2 separate regions of the Homo sapiens genome follow, and region 2 is linked to region 1. The links are chromatin contacts, found by Hi-C in ENCODE. All regions are on one chromosome and are shown on one strand. Each heading gives the region's core, a stretch centred on a gene start or an enhancer-like site at or near the end of the contact. The rest is flanking DNA. Distances are from core to core; before and after follow the strand shown. Region 1 holds the start of USP31 (ubiquitin specific peptidase 31). Region 2 holds the start of THUMPD1 (THUMP domain 1 NAT10 acetyltransferase adaptor).

Region 1 (7,681 bases), core at 2,460-4,959:
AAAAGAATAATGGGCAAATGGTGTGTGCAGGTGAATCACACCAGTAAAAATAAAATCGCTAATTAAAAGGTATTCCTAGTTGTTTTCTTGATTGCAAACAGCAGAAACTGACACTGGTTTGTTTCCCCAATAAAGGATTTACAGGAAACCTATCAGGTTAGCTCACAGAAAGAACAGAGCCAGAGAAACAGGCTTGGGCAGAAACCCAGGGACACAGACACCAGTAAGAACTTGCCACTAGAGTAGCAGCTGGACACTTGCTGCTACCACCCCCACACTGTACACCACCGTACTGCCACACTGCTAAATATATAGCTGCTAGATTCATTAATTCACTGCATTATCTCCAACGAACCGTGTATCAATACTTCTAGAGCCAAAGTCTAGGTAGGAACATATAGTTGGTCTTGCTCTGTCACCCAGGCTGGAGGGCAGTGGCACGATCATAGCTCATTGCAGCCTCCACCTCCTAGGCTCAAGTAATCCTTCCGCCTCAGCCTCCTGAGTAGCTGGGACTACAGAAGTGCACCACCACACCAGGCTTATTTATTTATTTTTTTAGAGACGGGATCTCGTGATGTTGCCCAGCCTGGTCTCAAACTCTTCCCGTCTCTGTCTGCCTGTGCTGAGATTACAGGCATGAGCCACTGCACCCGGCGGTGGTCTTTTTTAGGTCATGTTCCTGGGCTCTAGCTTCCAGGGGTAGGAAGGGGAATACCTGCTCCCTGCCACCCTACCCAGTTTTCATAGTGGGATCTTGAGTGGTCCTGCCTAATTTGGTATCCCTTGCAGACAGGAAGTTGGTTGAGATGTTGGATAGCAGAGAGACTGGCACATGATGTTCAACCTTACTCATACAAACAAAAAGTGCATTAATATGCCATCTTTTGTTCATCAAACTTGTCAATGTGAAAAAGACTGGAAAACTCAACAGTATGTTGGGATTGGGAAATGTGCATTTCCCATTAGTTGCTGACAGGATAAAACCTTTCTGGGGGTCAGCTTGACAATAGGTGTCATATATGGAATACGCATACCCTTTGATCCAAGGTTTCAGCCTAAGGAGATAGCTACATGATGGACAAGGTATAGGTCATGATAATATTCACTGCACTGTTGTTTCTAATTTACGTTTCCCGAGCTTAGGGGTAAGGGGTGGTACAGAGAGGGACAATGAAAGATTCACTACAGAATGTTCAAGGTGAGTCTTTAAGAATGATCATCTGAACATTCCAATGAGGAATTTTTTCAAGCCTGTGTCAAACTTTGAGGCTCAGTGGAGACCTATAAGACCTGTAAGCTTAGTGAGAGGGGCCCAGACTGGGAAGGCAGTTCTTAGGTATCCCACCAAGAAGTTCAGATATTGTTTAGAGGCCGGGCGCGGTGCCTCATGCCTGTAATCCCAGCACTTCGGGAGGCTGAGACAGGTGGATCACTTGAGGTCAGGAGTTCGAGACCAGCCTGGCCAACATGGTGAAACCCCGTCTCTACTAAAAATACAAAAATTAGGGCAACACGCTCGGGTCCCCTTCTACGCTGTGGAAGCTTTATTCTTTTGCTCTTCACAATAAATCTTGCTGCTGCTCACAAAACAAAACAAAACAAAAAACAAAAAACAAAAATTAGCCAGGTGTGCTGGCAAGTGCCTGTAATCCCAGCTACTCAGGAGTCTGAGGCAGGAGAATTGCTTGAACCCAGGAGATGGGGGTTGCAGGTGAGCTGAGATCCCGCCACTGCACTCCAGCCTGGTTGTTAGAGTGAGACTCCATCACACACACATACACACACACACACACACACACACACACACACACACACACGACATTGTTTAGGTATAAAGTTGCCAAATAATCAACCTGTTATATAATGGCTACCTTACTGGGTACCGAATAATGAGTAAGATGGGTCTCTACTGGGTTGAAGCCCACATATTAGTGAAGGTGATGATTGTAAACTGAATTGCAATATGGTCAAGTCAGTGTCATGAATGAGAGGTGCCAAGAGGGCCTGTGGAAGGGACATCTCCTGGAGGGGGTGATATCTAAGGTGGGACTTTAAGGATGAGGGGAAGTTAGCTAAGTAGAAAGGTTCTAAGTTAGCTAAGGAAAGGTTCAAGGGAGAGGGAACGGCTCCAGCAAAGGCCCTCGAGTCTAGATCAAACTGCCCAGAAGTTGAGGGCCATTGCATTCACATTTTAGTGTGAATAATCAGATGGCTTTCTTCCTGGTGTCCAGATAAGAATTTTGACTAAGAGGAGAGTGGAGCCGATTAGGGACAGTGCAGAGCACCCTGGAGATGTCATCATAGAGCCCTACTTACATTGGGGAGGGAGGTCAAAGGTAAAAACCATTTACTTTGAAACGTGGTGTAAGGTGGCCTTCATGTTTTAAAAAGGAGGAAGGGCTCTCCCTTCTCTGATTTCTCTCTTCTGCCTCAGGACTCAGACTAGCCCTTTTAGCAGAGGGGAGCCTATAGAGAGGAGGTCATATACTAGTTGATTTTGGACTAAAGGCATCCCAAAGATGTACTATTTTTTGCTCCCTGCACTATTTTTTTTTTAATGGAACCAACGTTTAAAAATAGGATTTCTGCCTTCTCTTAAAACATCAGATGATCTGGTAACGCTGAGCTCCTGTTCTCACATGGGAACAACTGGCTGGAGCTGAGTGGCAGCCACCTCTTTAGAAAGATGTTAATTTGAAGTCTGCTATAGTCCCCATCATTCCTTATATTTCCCCCAACACTGAGACCCAAGTCACTTGAAAGTCAATATGATGATTCAAACACCAGGATTCTTCACTCATTTGTGGGTTTGTGACCTGTGATATTTGTGGATTCGTGACCTTTGGTTTAGAGGTCAAGTATAGGGGTTGTAAATAAAACTTGGGTTTGAATCAGATAAGAACTGTACCAATCTCAAAGACGGTGAATTAAAGATTAAAGAAAATATTGCATGCTTGGCATAATGTGTGGAACACAACAGCTATTGTAAACACCCAGTAGGAATGTAAGCTGCAAGAGGGCAGGTAGAAACCGTGCTAATTTAATCCGCTGGGGATATGACATTTGATTCTAATTTAATAGGTTTAATTCTTTGCAATATCCCCAGTAACTGCTGAATGAATGAGTGAGTGAATGAATGAATGGAATGATGAATGATGGGAGAGCCCGGAGGAGTTTTAAAGGCTGGAATGAAAAGGAAAGTAGTTATGATAACAGCGTTTCGCTGGGACTCCAAGGTGCAGCCAGGAAGAAAAGCCCGCTGGGACGTGCCAGGGTCTGTGACTGCGCTCCGCTGGCACCCAGAGGGTAGGTATCTGCAACGTCCCTTGGGAGCCAGACAGGGCTGACTTGCCCAGGACCTGTCAGGGCCATGTCCACCAGCTCTTGCACGGTCTGGTAACTGACAGCATCCTGATTCCTGCACGTTCCCGCCTCTGCCATCTGACCAGCAAAGACAGAGACCCACCCCGGGGATCCACCATCCAACGGGAGCCCAGCCTTTTCCTCCAAGCCGGGACGGCGCCCACACTAGACATGGCCTCCCTCGGGCTTCACGCAGCAGGACCGCGCCCGCAGCCTCCAGGCATCGCGTCCGGCTGGAGAGGCAGCTACCGTCCCACAGTGAACATGGCGGCCGAGGCGGCTTCAGCGCCGGGCGGGCGGCGCCGGGAGGCACGTCACGTGAGCGGCTCAGCTGGGCGGACCGCGCGCGCGCCCGCTGGCCCCGCCGGCCGCCGCTCGCTCGCTGGCTCGGCTGCGCTTTGAGGTGTGTGGGGCGTCGAGCCCCCGGGCCCGGTGAGGCGCGGCGCTGCGGGATGCGGCGGCGGCCGTGGCGGGGCCGCGGGCCGGGCGGGCGGGCGCGGTGATGAGTGTCTGCGGCCGCCGCCATGTCCAAGGTAACGGCGCCTGGGTCCGGGCCGCCGGCGGCGGCGAGCGGGAAGGAGAAGCGCTCCTTCAGCAAGCGGCTGTTTCGGAGCGGCCGCGCTGGCGGCGGCGGCGCGGGGGGCCCCGGGGCGTCCGGGCCGGCCGCGCCTTCCTCGCCCTCCTCGCCCTCCTCTGCACGCTCGGTGGGCAGCTTCATGAGCCGCGTTCTCAAGACGCTGTCCACGCTCTCGCACCTTAGCTCTGAGGGCGCCGCCCCAGACCGCGGCGGCCTCCGCAGCTGCTTCCCGCCCGGGCCGGCCGCCGCGCCCACGCCGCCGCCGTGCCCGCCGCCGCCCGCCTCTCCCGCGCCGCCCGCTTGCGCCGCCGAGCCGGTGCCCGGCGTGGCGGGGCTCCGCAACCACGGCAACACGTGCTTCATGAACGCCACGCTGCAGTGCCTCAGCAACACCGAGCTCTTCGCCGAGTACCTGGCGCTGGGCCAGTACCGGGCGGGGCGGCCCGAGCCCTCGCCTGACCCGGAGCAGCCTGCGGGCCGCGGCGCGCAGGGCCAGGGCGAGGTCACTGAGCAGCTGGCGCACCTGGTGCGGGCCCTCTGGACCCTGGAGTACACCCCGCAGCACAGCCGCGACTTCAAGGTGAGCCCGCGCGCCGCCGCGCCCCCACTGCACCCCGAGCCCCTGGGGCACCTGCCCGCCCAGGTCTTCCTTCCCTCGGTTCCTCTTGGCCCGGCAGGCTTCTGCATTGGTTGCTCCGAGTGGTCTGGGCAGTCGACCAGTGATTTTAAGGAGATTCATTCATTCATTCATTTATTCACTCACTCACTCACTCAAACATGTATTTATTGAGAACTTACTACATACGTGCCCATACTCTGTGATAATAGGCAATGGGAGTGACGTTGCAATGAACAAGACTATCCGCCTTCATGGAACTTGCATTTTTGTGGGGTGGGAGTGTTGAGCATGGGTTCAAATCCTGGTTCTGCCACTTACTAGCAATGTGACGTCGGGTAAGTTAAGCAGCCTCTCTGTTCTTACAGTTTCTTCATCTGGGGGACCTACTTTGTAAGGTGGTTGTGAGCTGCAAACAAGTTAATATATTAAATCGAACACTGTGGAATTACCCATATTTAACCGTTTTTTATTTACAGATTGGCACTTTTATAGGGTTCAACCTGATAAGTAAAATACTTCCATATCATGTGTATTTGCTGCTATTATTTTTGTTATTAAAGACTTGAAGAAGTTAACGAGATAATATCAGATAGTGGTTTGAAGAAAGAAAAACCTGCTGCTGTGATTGATGTGCTGACAGGCTACTTTTTATTTTTATTTTATTTTTAGAGACAGGGTCTTGCTCTGTTGCCCAGGCTGGAGTGCAGTGCTCACATAGCCTCAAACTCCTGGGCTCAAGCAATCCTCCCGCCTCACCTTCCAGAGTATTTAATAGCTGGGACTACAGACACACACCACCATACCTACCTATTTTTTATTTTTAAAACACTTTTGTAGAGACGGGGGTTTTGCTGTGTTGCCCAGACTGGTCTTGAACTCTTGTCCTCAAGCCACTCTCCCCGCTTTGGCCTCCCAAAGTGCTGGGATTACAGGGGTGAGCTATACATCCCTGGGGGTATGTATGGCCCTTGGCCAAGCCCTCCTTTGCTGTTTGCTGGTGGGGCTGCAAGTGTAGTGAGAGGGTGAGATTTGAGAGCCGAGTGGTGGGCTGGGACCGGATGGTATGGGACCATTTAGGATGCACTAAGAAATTGGGCGGTTACTCTAAGCAGAAGGGGAACATGATGTGAGATTGTGTAAGGGATACTTTCAGGTGGGACATGAATATGGTATTAAACAGCATGGAATCGGGCGGGGCGCAGTGGCTCATGCCTGTAATCCTAGCACTTTGGGAGGCCAAGGCGGGTGGATCACCTGAGGTCCGGGGGTTCGAGACCAGCCTGACCAACATGGAGAAACCCCATCTCTACTAAAAATACAAAATTAGACGGGCGTGGTGGTTCATGCCTGTTATCCTGGCTACTCAGGAGGCTGAGGCAGGAGAATTGCTTGAACCTGGGAGGCGGACGTTGCAGTGAGCCGAGATCGTGCCATTGCACTCCAGCCTGGGCAACAGGAAACTCTATCTGTAAAAACAAAACAAAACAAAAACAGCGTGAAGTCACACAGGGAGAAGGTTAATTCCTTTTTTTTTTTCCTATCCTAATCTTGCCCAGGACGAAGTCTCAGCTTGATGTTAGCCTGTTTTTAATACCTCTTGTTCACCCCCCACCCATTTTTTTTTTTTTTTTTAAACAGAACAAGCTTCAAGTCTAGAAGCATTGGCAGGTAACAGTAGCTAGAATTTAATAAGGTTATGTTTTTATTGGGTTTCCATTTGTCTTCAATTCATGGCAAAAGGTACTGGTTTCCCATTGGTGCTATAAAGCTTCTTTATAACAACATTTAAGTAAAAGGAGATGATTTTGTTAAAATATGAAAAGGTCATCTAGCTGAGGATCTGCTTTGTTAAGGTCCTGCTTTCTTGCTGACGAACTACATGGCCAGTGTGCATCTCTCCCCGTTTAATACTTTTTACTTACATCTTATGCTGCTCAATGCTGTTTTTCTTGGAAAAAAATCGTTGCTGTTTGATCTTGGCAATTTGAATGGAAGTACTTGACTGAGATAGGGACTGGAAAAAAAGATCTATGTCAGTGATCTCAAAATTATTATTATTATTATTATTTTTGAGATGGAGTCTCACTCTGTCGCCCAGGCTGGAGGGCAGTGGCCTGATCTCGGCCCACTGCAACCTCTGCCTCCTGTGTTCAATCAAGCAATTCTCCTGTCTCAGCCTCCCAGGTAGCTGGGACTACAGGCGCCCGCTACATGCCCAGTTAATTTTTGATCCACCTGCCTCGGCCTCCCCAAGTGCTGAGATTACAGGCGTGAGCCACCGTGCCCAGCTGAGATCTCAAAATTAGAAAGGGAGAATGATCAGGAGAACTGACTACTGTAGGTCCACCCCCCGCCCCCCACCCCACACTGCCCCTCTTTGCTTACAATTGCCTGTAAGTAGCCACAGCATTTGTAAACTTTTCGAGGTCAGAGCCTAGTATTTAAGTTTGGTTTTCTCCTCTTTTCCAAAATGTGAAAATCAGTTTCTACAGCATCTTTGTATGTGAACATTTCCATTGCTTTTTATGAGTTTGTGTTCACTTTTTTATCCATTAAGCTGTGAACAGAAATGGGTCAATAATTCTAGAAGTACAGAGACTGATTTATAGGCATGCTTTGGCAGACATGAACAGATTCTTAGAGGCCTGGCTTTTTAAAAGTAATCTCCTGAACCTTTAGTAGGTTTCACTCTACATTCATTCATTCACCTCCCATTTATTGAAGGCTTACTTAATCAGTTAGGAATGCCTTCAGCCCAAGAAAGGAAAATCCCTAATGATAGTGCCTTAAGCAATGAAAACGTTGCAATTGGCAATTGGCACACACAGTGATTCCGGAGGTGGATGGTTCTATGGTTCAGTGGCTCGTTGGGCCCAACAAGGATTCAGACCATTTCTGTATTTCCACCTGTTGTCTTTTTAGCTATCATTGGCTTTTTGTTCTTAGGTTTGTCACCTCATGGTTGTCCAGTGATGGCAGCCACTGCACCTGGCATTCTACCCAGGACGGCAGGAAGTCATTAGGGAAATAAAAATTCTTCCAGAAGCCCCCTCAGCAGGCTTCTGCTGATATTTCATTGGCTATAACCATGTCAATTGGCTGTCACGGAGGCTGGAGGG
Region 2 (7,681 bases), core at 3,065-5,564, 2.4 Mb after region 1:
ATTTTTAAATCTAACAGGGAATCTAAACCTTGGCTTGGGTAACTTACTCAGAGTTTCACAGCCAGGTCATGGCCAAAGCAGAATTTGAACTTGGTTTGGCTTTAGAACCTGGGCTTTTAATCGTACTTGATACCTACTCTGAAGGCAGCAGATATTGGGAATCAAGTCAGAAGGAGACTGGGATTCACAGCCAGGATATCCATTCCCTGAAGATGCTGGGTAACAAGAGACTAAGGCAGGAAGTGTGGATGGGGAGCAAGGTCAGAACACGAGGAGTGTCTAAGAGCATCTCCTACCTGGGTTCTGTACTGAACATACAAGTAGAACTTCAGGGACAGTAACTTTGAAGGTTAGGAAGAGAAACAGAAAGGGAATCTAGAATGTGTCACACCATTCCCCCCTTGCTTGGCTGTGAGGCCTTCTGAATATCTGAAGCAAATAGGTTAATTAAAACAAAAGGTAACATCCTCAGATCACCTTAATCTACTCTAGATGGTGCCACAAGGTGCCAAGTGGTCTCTATTTATTTATTTATTTATTTATTTATTTATTTTGAGACAGAGTCTATTTTGCCCAGGCTGGAGTGCAGTGGCACGATTTCAGCTCACTGCAACCTCTGCCTCCCAGGTTCAAGCAACTCTCGTGTCTAGCCTCCCAAATAGCTGGGATTACAGGCATGCACCACCATGCCCAACTAATTTTTTTATTTTTAGTAGAGATGGGGTTTTGCCATGTTACCCAGTCTGGTCTTGAACTGGCCTCAAGTGATCTACCCTCCTTGGCCTCCCAAAGTGCTGGGATTACAAGCGTGAGCCACCGTGCCTGGCCCCAAGTGGTCCCTTCTAAGAGAGGTTTTCAAGCGACAGAGTCCCTGGTGTCTAAGGATAGACACTGGGCCATTGTCCATGTCTGGGAGGTAACCTAAGGAGGTGAAAGTTCACACAGCCATGAAATAATAGATGTAGTCTAAAGAATAAGCAAAAAAGAACAAAGAAGAATAATAAGGAATAAATGAAGGCTGAGTTATTTAGAGCTGGACGAGGGCCTGTTTCAGAAGAGGAAGTAAGTGGACGCAGCCCCGGCAGCTGCCACAGGATGAGTGTGTGATTTAGATAACTAACGTCTAGACTGAGAGCTACAGGGTTGCATATTTTTCTCACTTCATTGGATATTCTCTGCACAGTCAGCAACCATGAAATACAATAAACTGTTAAAAAACTTTAGACAAATTAAATTTAACAGAATTAAATTGCACAAGGAAGGATTCTCAAATCAGGCAGGCCCCTGACCCACTAACCGGAATAGGTTTAGAGACATCCTGGTGCTGCCACATGGTCAGAGATGATTTATGGACATAAAAAGAAAAGTGAGGTGCAGGAAATGGAAGTAAGGTACAGAAACAGCCCAATAGGTTACAACTCAGTATTTGCCTTATTTAAACGTGGTTTGGCTGGGCGCAGTGGCTCATGCCTGTAATCCCAGCACTTTGGGAGGCGAAGTGGGCAGATCTCTTGAGGTCAGGAGTTCAAGATCAGCCTGGCCAACATGGTGAAACCCCATATCTACTAAAAATACAAAAATTAGTTGGCCGTGGTGGCATGCACAGGTAATCCCAGCTACTTGGGAGGCTGAGGCAGGAGAATCGCTTGAACCCAGTAAGTGGACGTTGCAGTGAGCCGAGACTGCACCAGTGCACTCCATCCTGTGCGACAGCAAGACTCCGTCTCAAAAAACATAAAAATAAAAAACATGGTTTGAACAATCAGCCACCTGTGAGTGGTTGAGCATGGCTTCTGTGCTTGGCTGAGATTTGGCTACTTGTTACAACAGCCATTACAGTCTGTTTACACATCCAATTAGGTTATAGTTCACTATGTATGGAGAAACCTGTAGGCCAGGGATGTCCAATCTTTTGGCTTCCTTGGAAGAAGAATCCTCTTGGGCCACCCATAAAATATACTAATGCTAACAATAGCAGATGAATTTTTTTTAATTGCAGAAAAACCTCAGAGTGTTTTAAGAAAGTTTATTAATTTGTGTTGGGCCGGTTGAATTTCAAAGCTGTCCTGGGCCACATGTTGACTGTGGGCCAACAGGTTGGACAAGCTTGATTTAGGCCAAACTTAAATTTAGCCTAAAGCTGCCTCCTCACATATTTTAACAAAACTGAGTTTTTGTTTTTCAAGTTTGCCTCCATATAGTACTCAAATATGCTTGGGACTTGAAATATATATATTTTAACTTGTTATCTGTATGCTAATATTTGATATCCTAAGGACAGGTGGCAGAGTGTGGGCAACTGAAACCCAGCCAGCAGAAGAGAGAGAGATTTGGGGGAAGGCCAATGCCAGTGTCATGACACTGCTCTTCACAAACAACTGAGGACTTCTAGAAATCTCTGCTGTGCAGTGTCCACCAAAGAAATTCTGAAAATTAAATGCTGTATTGAATACACAGGTAAAAGCAAACAATAAGATGATAAAATTTTTGGACATAGTGGTAGATCTGGGGTTAGAACCTAGGGTTTATTGACTGTGAATTCGGTGTCCCTTTCAAAATATCAGATTACATCTTTTAGGGCTTTGTAGGAACTCAAATCTGCTAAGAGGTTTGTACCTGAAGAGTAGTATGAGAAGCACTTGTTTTTTAAACACATTCTTCAAAAGTGGCATCTTCAATGATTTTTAAAAAGACAGTAACATGATAAGTTGCCAAGACTATGGATAAAAGGCCGCAACGAAAGCAGCATGAAACAACACCAGCCAACATCCTTGGTTTTAAGTGAAATAGAAACATAGCCTGGAAAATTGAGGCTGAAATGGAATTTACTGGAAGCCTTTTGAGTAACTGTTCTATGTGGGAAATGCGCGAGGGGAAAAAACAAGACAAAATACGGCCAGGCGCGGTGGCTCACGCCTGTAATCTCAGCACTTTGGGAGGCCGAGGCGGGTGGATCACGAGGTCAGGAGATTGAGACCATCCTGACTGACACGGTAAAACCCCGTCTCTACTAAAAATAAAAAATATTAGCCGGGCGTGGTGGCGGGCGCCTGTAGTCCCAGCTACTCGGGAGGGAGGCAGGAGAATGGGGTGAACCTGGGAGGCGGAGCTTGCAGTGAGCCCAGATCGCACCACTGCACTCCAGCCTGGGCGACAGAGCGAGACTCCATCTCAAAAAAAAAAAAAAAAAATAGACAAACATACAATACCTTTGGGGGTAAACAACCTTTATCCCACGTAAATGGCAATGCAGATATAATAAGCAAATGATATAGTAAGCAAATTGCAATGGGAAGGGGAGAAGGGAAAAAAAAAAAATATATATATATATATATATATTTACACGCACCAGACTATGTTGGATTCATCACCAGACCGGGAAGCAACAGCCTGGGCTCCAGAGTCAGCCACTTGTCCGTGCACAGAGGAGGAGGGGTCTCAAGAAGCTTCCGTGTGGCCTGGGACCCTGGCTCATTTTTTTTTTTTTTTTGAGACAGAGCCTCGCTTTGTTGCCAGGCTGGAGTGCAATGGCACGATCTCGGCTTACTGCAACCGCCGCTTCCCGAGTTCGAGTGATTCCCCTGCCTCAGCCTCCCGAGTAGTTGGGACTACAGGTGCGCGCCACCACGCCTGGCTAATTTTTTGCATTTTAGTAGAGATGTTGGTCAGGATGGTCTCCATCTCCTGACCTCGTGATCTGCCTGCCTTGGCCTCCCAAAGTGCTGGGATTACAGGCGTGAGCCACCGTGCCCGGCCGACCCTGGCTCTTTTTGTAATGCGTTGATTGGCATGAGGCCCAGTCACGAGGGCCCTTCTCGACTGGGCTCAAGGAACACATAAAGGTCAACTTGTTTCTGTGATTGTCTGTTTTTCAATAACTCAAGTACAGGTACAGAGTTATCTGTAACAGTGCTGGATGAATGAATGCCTCAAGGGGCTCATGCAACCTGTTACGGGACTTGACCATTGTGTCCACGTTCAATTGAGTTCAAATTTAATATTTAACTTTTCCTCCACAGTAGCTGGCAGAATTATAGGGAAGGCTGGAGGAACAGGTACCAAGGTTGGGTGGAAGAAGCTATATGGCTGGAGCCAGCTTCAAGGGCTTGAGGAGCCACCGACACCACTTCCAGAATGGCTGCTATGCTGCCTCTACTGGATTCAGGTTGCAGTCGGGAGGCGGGGCAGGAGGCGGGGCTTGGGCGGGTATCACTCCACCCCTTTCACGATTGCAGACCGGCCTTAGGACCTGGCGCAGCACGGAATGAGGCTTCGAGGCCGGCTAGGGGAGGCCGTCGCTCATATCCGACGTCACCAGTTCGCGCCGGCGATAGACGAGGACGCCAACAGCAGCGGAGAAACGTTTCTCTTTCCTCTCAGTTTGCGCACACCATGGCGGCCCCTGCCCAGCAGACTACTCAGCCTGGCGGCGGGAAGCGCAAAGGCAAGGCTCAGTATGTGCTGGCCAAGCGCGCTCGGCGCTGCGACGCTGGCGGGCCCCGTCAGCTAGAGCCCGGGCTACAGGGCATCCTCATCACCTGCAATATGAACGAGCGCAAGTGCGTGGAGGAGGCCTACAGCCTCCTCAACGAATACGGCGACGACATGTATGGGCCAGAAAAGGTACCGGTCCCGGGGTGGGCGGGCGGGCCGGCTGCCAGGCCTTGCGGGAGGAGGGAAGGGTGGAGGGATGGCTGCTGGTATGGGCATGCGCGCCTCGGGTCGTCGGCGTGACGGCTGTAGGGGCGTGGCCTCGCCGGCGTTTCCGTCCCTAGTCCTGAGACGCTCGCAGACTTCGGTGCTATCGGTTTTGTGCTTGAAGTGCTTGCACCTTTTCTTGCCATCAGTAACCACGGTAGCTCCCATTACTTTTATTTTTATTTTTGTGAGACAGGGTCTCGCTCTGTTGCCGAGGCTGGAGTGCAGTGGCGTGATGATAGCTCAGGGAAGCCTCGACTTCTCCTGTCTCAGCCTCCAGAGTAGCTGGGACTATGAGTGCGCGCCACCACTCTCGGCTAAGTTTTGTAAATTGTAGATAAGGGGTCTCACTGTTTGGCCCAGGGTAGTCCTAAACCCTACACTCAAGCGATCCTCCCGTCTCTGCCTCTCAAGGTGCTGAGATTACAGGCGCGAGCCACTGAGCCCGGCCTACCTCCCACTTAAGGATTGCTCATTGAGGGCCAGGCGGTGTGCTGAAGCTCTTTCAGAAACACATTTTTCATGACAGCCTCGTGAAGTTGGAGTAATAATGTGTTTACCTGAAGCAATAATATTTCTGAAATAATAGGTTTACTACTAATGCTAGTTACTGCACTTAAAATACATTTTAGAACGTAAAAACTTTTACCAATATCACCTAAAGTCTTAGTGTTTGGAAATCATATTACTGGCTTAGAATCTGGACCAATACACACACGCACACTGAGGGATTAAATGAAGAAGGGTAATACAGAGGGAATTTAAATTCACGGCTCATCCTCTACTAGCTTGGGGACTCGGACATGGGCACATTATTTGATGCTGCTGAGCTAGATAAAAAAGAGAATACTTTAAGACTGGCTAGTGAGTTGCTTATGTACATAAAATACATACTGGTATGTAATAAAGTTTCTGTAAATGTATACAATTATTATTGTGCCTGACTGGCAATTTCGTTGGGCACTAGGGGGCAGAGAGCTGGGCAACAAGCACATATCCTGTCTACTCCTGTACTTTAAGCAAATTCTTTTTTTGGAAGCGGTCTTGCTCTGTCACCCAAGGTGGAGGTTGGAGTACAGTGGCATGCTCTTGCTCACTGCAACTTCCACCTCCGGGGCTGAAGCAGTCCTCCTGCCTCAGTCCCCGAGTAGCAGGGACTGCAGGCATGTGCCACCATGCCCGACTAATTTTTTGTATTTTTTGTAGAGACGGGTTCTCAGGCCATGTTGTCCAGGCTGGTGTCAAATTCCTAGGCTCAAGGGATCCGCCCACCTCTGCCCCCTAAAGTACTGGGATTACAGGCATGAGCCACCATGCTTGGCCAAAATTATTGAACAATGTATTTCTGTGCCTTGTTCCTTAATAGAACAAGAGTAAGGGTTTTTAATTCCACAGGTATTTGGTCTAATCTCACCAAAAGGACAGTGTCGTGTGAGGCACACAGATACCTGGTCAACGTGTTAAGGTCCACCCTAAAATGATTGATCTGGTCAGCACGTTTCTCTCTGCCTCAAACTGTCAGGATGCTTTTGAAAACATTTTCAAATTTTACATTCTATAGTCTGCGGGAATTCCCTCTTCCTCCACATTTTTTTTTTTTTTTTAATTTTTTTGAGACAGAGTCTTGCTCTGTCACCCAGGCTGGAGTGCAGTGGTGCAATCTCAGCTCACTGCAATATCTGCCTTCTGGGTTCAAGCGATTCTCCTGCCTCAGCCTCCTGAGTAGCTGGGATTACAGGCGTCTGCCACCACATCGGGCTAATTTTTGTATTTTTAGTAGAGACAAGGTTTCACCATGTTGGCTAGGCTGGTCTCGAACTTCTGACCTCAGGTGATCTGCTTGCCTCTGCCTCCCAGAGTGCTGGGATTATGGGCATGAGCCACCACTTCCGGCCTTGCTCCACGTTTTGAAGGGTGTGGTGTCCCAGCTTCGTAAAAAAAGCTTTATTATCAATACTGAGTCAGCTGGGCATGGTAGCTCACACCTGTAATCCCAGCACTTTGGGAGGCTGAGGCGAGTGGATCACCTGAGGAGTTTAAGACCAGCCTGACCAACATGGCGAAACCCCATCTCTACTAAAAATACAAAAATTAGCTGTGTGTAGTGGCATGCGCCTGTAATCACAGCTACTTGGGAGGCTGAGGCAGGAAAATTGGTTGAACCCAGGAGGCGGAGGTTGCAGCAAGTCAAGATCGCACCACTGCACTCCAGCCTGGGAGGCAAAGCGAGACTCCATCTTTAGAAAAAAAAAAAAAATCAATACTGAGCCACCTGCCGCCAGGGACTTCACATAAATAATTACTTATAGTGTTTAAATGTGAGCTGTTGTGTCATTTCTGCTCATTAGTTTTATGCAAACAGTTTACAGACAAGGATCAGCAGCCCTCTGGAAGTGAGGGAGAGGATGATGATGCGGAGGCTGCCTTGAAGAAAGAAGTTGGTGACATTAAGGCATCTACAGAGATGAGGTTAAGAAGATTCCAGTCAGTGGAAAGTGGAGCAAATAACGTTGTCTTCATCAGGACACTTGGGATAGGTGTGACAAATACTTGCTAAGATTATCGATCTCATAACATCTGGGTATCTTCCTGTCTCAGGGAATACTGCTTACAAAATGGCTTCTTGGGCATGACTCAGTTAATCATTTGATGGCAGCTTCTGTACACTGTATTAGCAGTTGGCCTGTGGAGAGGTAGAATGGGGTGGTGGACGTAGCATTGGCTTATGAGTGGAAACCTGGCTTTGCTGCTTCCTTCGTATATAACTTAAGGCAGAACTAGAGTGCCAGTTCTGTGTAAATAAGGGGCAGCTGCTACTCAGCTCCAGCCAGTTGTTGCTCTTTGGGAATGCAGGGCCAGGTATTTGAATTTCTCAAAAGAAGTTTGAAATCTGGAGTTTTTTTGTTTTTCAGTGTGGTCAACTAATTTACAAATTTTCGGAGCAGCCCCAAATATACTTGTATGTAGGCAAGTTGCAGCCTGA

Evidence for each region. Hi-C counts contacts between places; a loop is a spot of excess contacts on that map. Pooled maps may share reads with other maps.
Region 2: a loop to region 1 is called in a map of CD4-positive, alpha-beta T cell, with 16 times the contacts of the local background. The contact joins the promoter of THUMPD1 here to the promoter of USP31 in region 1. A Hi-C loop is called at or near these places in 2 of 168 maps with a recorded cell type or tissue (CD4-positive, alpha-beta T cell and CD8-positive, alpha-beta T cell) and 6 of 50 pooled maps.

What each region holds. Positions count from the first base shown.
Region 1 is chr16:23,145,480-23,153,160 of GRCh38, reverse strand. USP31 (ubiquitin specific peptidase 31) reads left to right here and starts at 3,709. Exons shown (of 16, transcript NM_020718.4): 1 at 3,709-4,523. The coding sequence starts at 3,891. RefSeq lists an enhancer at 3,309-3,528 and silencers at 3,709-3,808, 3,959-4,008, 4,109-4,208, 4,339-4,568.
Region 2 is chr16:20,738,451-20,746,131 of GRCh38, reverse strand. It overlaps THUMPD1 (THUMP domain 1 NAT10 acetyltransferase adaptor), which reads left to right and starts at 4,314. Exons shown (of 4, transcript NM_017736.5): 1 at 4,314-4,623; 2 at 7,061-7,235. The coding sequence starts at 4,393. It also overlaps a transcript of ACSM3 not described here. RefSeq lists enhancers at 4,239-4,508, 4,519-4,568, 4,869-5,008, 5,039-5,128.